2 separate regions of the Mus musculus genome follow, and region 2 is linked to region 1. The links are chromatin contacts, found by POLR2A ChIA-PET in ENCODE. All regions are on one chromosome and are shown on one strand. Each heading gives the region's core, a stretch centred on a gene start or an enhancer-like site at or near the end of the contact. The rest is flanking DNA. Distances are from core to core; before and after follow the strand shown. Region 1 holds the start of B330016D10Rik (RIKEN cDNA B330016D10 gene). Region 2 holds the start of Fblim1 (filamin binding LIM protein 1).

Region 1 (2,700 bases), core at 8-2,507:
TTTCTGGGTTTGCGAAATAGTGCCAGAATTTTCAGCATTACACACAACTAAGATTCGCATTTTTAAATATTCCTCAAGAAGACATTTGCTTTTTCGGAAAGTGAAAGGGCGATGGATGTCAGGCACGTATTTTATTATTTATTTTTAATAAACTCATAGCTTTTTGAAAATAAGTGGAAGTTAAATCGACAGAAGAAAGCCATCACAGCATATTTATTGTTCAGGCTTCTGGGTCAGGGAGAATGGGCCCTGAAAGCCTTGTGCTCCGAGGGCCAGCCAATGGAAGCCGAGCTCTCAGCGCTCCTCCACCTCGTGGGCTGCACGAGCCCCGCCTCCTGGTGCTAGGTTCCGCGGAGTTTCGGCACCTTTGTTGCTTTCGGGACCGAACTTGACTTTGTTTGCAGAGGTGGAGGATGCCGAGCCCGGTTCGCCCGTAAGCCGCTTCCCACGGCGGCGATTTAAGTTTCCCCACGCAGGATGTCATCCCTCGCACGGGGGGACACACCCCGCTTCCGATGGGCTCCCGGATCCCGCACGCCCTGGGGCTGCCTCTCCCGGTTCACACGCTGCTGCTGCTGCGGCGCCGGCGGCGGCTGCAGAGCCCGAGGGGCCTCGCGACCCCCAGGCGGAGAACAAAGGGGGCCGGGGCCGCGCCCGCCGCCGGCCACGCCCATCGCGAGCCGCGGGGCCGCGCCCCGAGCCCCTCCCCCGCCCCCGGGCCGCGCAAAATGGCGGCCGCGCTACAAAATGGCAGCCGGGCGGGCCGTGGCGTGGGGACGCTGTCCCCGCGCGCGGCCGGGGTTCCTTCCCACGCTGTCCATGAGCTCGCGCGCGTGTGCGCGTCACATCCCCGTGAACCCCGGGGGCCCCCCGAGTGTAGACGGGCAGGTCAGAGCGCACACGGGAGCGGAGCTAAGGAGGACGGGGTTCGGGGACCCCTGACCTAGCGCCTCCCTGCCACTCCCAAGCCCCGGCGGCTGCGCCTCCATCTTTTCAATGTCCCCGCCATTCCGCGTCTCCCAGTCCGCTCCCTTGTCCCCACGCTTCCTCCTTGGATGGGAGTGTGTCGTCGGTCGTGGGCTCGGCTAAGGCCGTGTACTTTTTGTTGGGACTTTTCGCTGTCTTCTCTCAGAAAATGGCTCGCTTTCCATTCATCCCCTCAGGTTCCCTTTGTAGCCCTCTTTCCAGAAACTTCTCAGGGTAGCTCGGCCAGCAGCGGCGGCGAGCTCCGCGGCCTTCTCCACCCTTCACTGTCATCCCACCCCGCGCATGCGCCTGGCGGCGGCGGGCCGCGGCCCAGGCGCGCGCCCGGGAGACTGTGAGAGTGGCGCGGGCGCGCGCGGGTCCGCGGGGGCGGTGCTCTCTCACAATGGAAAGGTTGCCTCCCCCTCCAACGTTTCCCTCCGCGGCGAGCGCAAGCGCACTCGGGCGACCTCGCGTTCCTTGGAGGGGCTGGGAGGAGGGAGAGAAATGGGTGGCCTTGCCGCGCGCGTGCGCAGTTCGGCGCCGTGCATTTTTTTTTTTTTCCGCGTTGCCTGTGTGATGAGAAGTGGATCTGAGGACCTTCTTGTCCTGTCCTCCTTTCTCAACCCCCCCTCCCCCCCCCCCCAGTCTCGAAAACGGGTCCCTCCGGCTTGGAGGCAGGCCGGACAAAGCCGAGGCAGTGGGGTCGTCTTGCCCACCCTCTCCCGATCCACGTTTGAGAGTTTCCCGATGGACCTGGAGACCCTGCAGGCCCCGGGTGTTGGGCTGCCGCATTGTTCTCGCCTGGAAAGCGGAGGCGAAGGTGCCCTTGCTGGCGGGCCGCGTGTGCAGACGGAGCTCGCCGGGCCGCTCGGGTTCCCTTCGCCGTGGGCTTGCGCCGCGGTGACCACAGTGACCGCGATCGCACTTCCCAAGAAGTGTAGTGGAAAGGACTGTCAGGGCTGTGGGTTCCTGGGGGTGGGGGGCGGGGAAACTAAGAAACCCAAAACCCCACTTGTCATGGAGCCCACCTATGTGAACCCAGAGTTTGAAGGGCAGCCAGAGAAATTGCCTCTCGGGTTATTAGTGTGGGGCGGAGTGTGAGCCAGGAGTCTCCGTGAAGAAAGCACGCTGGTTGTGACAGCCCCACGTCGGGGAGACCCCAGGCTGCCCTTGGCCCTGCTGCTCCCCGGCGTGGGGTGGCGTGGGGGTGGCGGAGCGGCCTGCAGGTGTGTGAGCGCCCTTGACCTCTGTGAGGTCACCCGCCCGGGCTCTGGGCGGAGCCGGATCCGCCTTCCCGGTGGGAACCATGAGCTGGTGACCGGTTCCTCCCGGAACCATTAGTGTGGAAAGCCAGGCTAGAGGTAGAATTCTAGCAAAGCTGTAATACACGGGTTGCAAATGAACACTGAGTCATACAGTCTGTAAATTTGGAGAATCCCTGCCGCACGTTTCTCTGAACAGAAATTATATTTAATAGGGTCTTTCAAATCATTTTTCCACCAGTAGGAAAATAAAGCAAATACTGAGTTGGTTTTTTTAAAGTGTCCTAAAACATTAAAAAAAATTTTGGGGGGATTACATTGTTGAATAACTAGGATTTTTAGAAATATCCTTTACCATTTTTGTTTTGTTTTGTTTTTTAAGTTAGCTGCTCACAATGTAGCTCTGGCTGGCTGAGCTAGGCTGGTCCCTCCTCCAGGTGTTGCAAGTACCAAACTGATCTTAAGGGGAAAT
Region 2 (2,700 bases), core at 50-2,549, 54 kb before region 1:
GGGACTAGCAGATCCGGGTGCCTAAGGGGCACTCTCCGGTCTGGCTTGAATCTAGCCTTGTCCAGTGCCCATTGCACAAGCCTCGGTCCTCGCCGGCTTCAGTGTCTGGTCTGTGGGGTGGGACCTATCAGCCCTGGAGTAGAGTCTGGAAGGGTTAGATGAAAGGTTTGAAAGGGACACAAGGGAAGTCTCTAGAAACAGCAGTTACTGTCGTCGTTGTGACTCCACACTGGCGGGTAGAATCAAATGGAAAAATCTAATGGCAAAGACTGGGGAGGCCATTAAGGGGGTGGGGCTTAGTGGGGAGGCGGAGGATGGAGCTGAGCACCCAGACACCCCACTCTGACACCTCTCTTCTGCAGCAATACAAGGACCACCTCGAGGAGCTGTTGTATGTGGGGGGGGGGGGCGAGGAGGGCTGCAGAAGGGGACCTAATCCTTCCTAGTTACCCCCCCCCCATGACTCTGGGTCCAGCTCTCCCCTGCCCAGTCCCCCATTGTGCCTCTAATCGAAAGAACAATCGGCTTGCCTGGGAATCAGACCTAGATTCCTTTCCCCTGCAATGTCTTCAGGTCTCTAGGGACCTGAGCTGTCCAGAGCAGCCCCAACCCAGGCCGCAGGGCCCTGTGCTCTGCTTCTTCAGGGGCCAGTAACAGGGCCGGAAAGCAAACAGGTGACCTGATTGTTTCCCCTGTCTCCTGTAAGGGCCTCTTTCCACTACAGGACCTGAGACCCACTTGTAGAAGGATTCATAGGCTCACACAGGCAGTGACAGCCCAGGACAGCAGATCCAGGTGACTTGCTTCGCTGGGGTGTCTGAAAACCCTACCCCAGGCATCCTTTGAATAAGCCCCGCAACTCCAGTATATGTTAGCATTATCGCTTTAACTCTAGGCCACGTTGCAGAGGTGGGCTGTGCGGACCCCATTTTAGGAATTAAAGATTGAGGCTTAAGAAAACGGGGTTGACAGTCCAGGTCATGCGTCTAGCCTAACTTATGACCCTGAAGGATTTCAGAGTCAGTCTGGCTACAAGTACCCCTCTCCACCAATTGGGGCAGGTGGAGCCTCTCATCCAGGTGACCTAGAGCGAGGTTGGCTAAGGATCCCACTCCCCAGCCCGCCCCGCCCCTCCCCGGTGCACCGTGGGGGTGGGCAGCGGAGGAGGAGCCACAGGGAAGGGGAGGAGTGGTGGGAACAAAGGGAGGGGGCGCGGCCACAGGTGGGGGGGCAGGTAGGGCGAGCCAGCGCCCCCTCCCCGAGCGTCACCTTTTATGGTAAGGCGCGCGCGGGGCGGCGGGCGGAGGGAGGCTGGGGCGGGAGCAAGGGGCGGAGGCGCAGCGCCGGCGGAGGCCGGGCGTGGGGAGCGCGGCAGGTAAGCGGGTGCGGCGTGGGGGTCCTGGCTGTGCTCCCCGGGCAGGGTCAACTTCAGGTGGCCACATGGGCAACTCTCGGCCACCGTACTGAACCCAGCTCGGCGCGGTTGGGGGGCTCGGGGCGGGTACTGTGTCTTGTCCCTGTGTGTCCCAGGATCTCAGCCATTGGGGACTCTGGGAGGCTGTGCGGGGACGGCACAGGGGTCATCTCCTGGCTCTTGATTGGGACGGGTTGAGCAGGGCAGAGGCTCCCGCACAAAGAGGATAGCGTCCCGCATATGGATCGAATTATAGTCACTGCGGTGACCCGGCCAACTGTCCCGCTCTGCTGCTGTGCCAGGGAGCAGAGTTCCCGAGTTCTTTTGCCCCTCCCGGACCCTGTTTCCAGCTCCAGTCTGGAGAGGGAAAGGAGGGTCCTGGGGTCTCCTCGCCTGGCTTGGCGGGGTGTGGAAGTGGGCGATCCCCAAAGTGAGTGCAACTACTCCCCCATCTCCAGGCCAGACCTGAGGTCCCAGGGGGAGAGGCTGGGCAGCGCCCAGATTCCAGCTTTTAACAATGGAGATCACTGTCCTCCAGCCGCAGGGCTCCTTCTTCCCCCCTGGGGCTGAACGACCAGCTGGCCTCCCCAGCCACCCTCCAGGGCAGACTTCTATTCTCTTTATGAATAGAAAGCGAGCCCAGAGAGGTTGAGTGACCGCGTCAAGGTCGCCCAGTACAAAAGACCGGTAGCCTGAGGAGATCTGACTTCTGCGCCTCTTCCTTTCTCTGGTCTAGGAAAGAGGATGAGAGAGGCCCTTAGCCTTCTGAGATCGCAAGGTGTCTTGTGGGAGTGAGTGGGGGGACATTCACTCTTCCACTTTCAGCAAAGTTTAATTCTAGTCCTCAACTTAGATTGCTTATTGGTCTGTGTGAAAGAGCAATGCTTAGAAATGACTCGGAGGTGGCTTTAGAGTGCGGGCAAAGAGTTATCGAGGCCGCCAGCACATCCCCTCCCAGGGGCTGCAGCCTAAGGCCGGCCCTGGCTGGCTGGCTGGCCGGCTCTCAGCCTCCTTCCTTCCTCTTGACAGGAAATGACTTTCTTTCCCTTTGTTCCCACTTTCTCCGCTTACCCAACTGGATCTGGGTGTCTGATTTGCCCTCCGGGGGAGGAAGGATGGGGGTGGAGGGTCTGCTGGGAAGTTTTCATAGAATGCTCCCCCCAACCCCCACCCCACCCCCGCCTGGGTGAACTCAGGGTTAGTGGGACCAAAGGGAAGCGCCAGCAGGCTCTCCTTAAGGGACCTGACAGGGCTTTGAAAATCCCCAGCGCTGCTCCATCCCTGAG

Evidence for each region. ChIA-PET counts read pairs that join two places held with the same protein, here RNA polymerase II (POLR2A).
Region 2: POLR2A ChIA-PET joins it to region 1 with 11 read pairs in embryonic stem cell. The contact joins the promoter of Fblim1 here to the promoter of B330016D10Rik in region 1. POLR2A ChIA-PET finds 5 or more read pairs at or near these places in 4 of 5 experiments (Patski and embryonic stem cell).

The regions. Positions count from the first base shown.
Region 1 is chr4:141,544,719-141,547,418 of GRCm38, reverse strand. B330016D10Rik (RIKEN cDNA B330016D10 gene) reads right to left here and starts at 1,257. Exons shown (of 1, transcript NR_030695.1): 1 at 1-1,257.
Region 2 is chr4:141,598,523-141,601,222 of GRCm38, reverse strand. It overlaps Fblim1 (filamin binding LIM protein 1), which reads left to right and starts at 1,299. Exons shown (of 9, transcript NM_001163256.1): 1 at 1,299-1,375.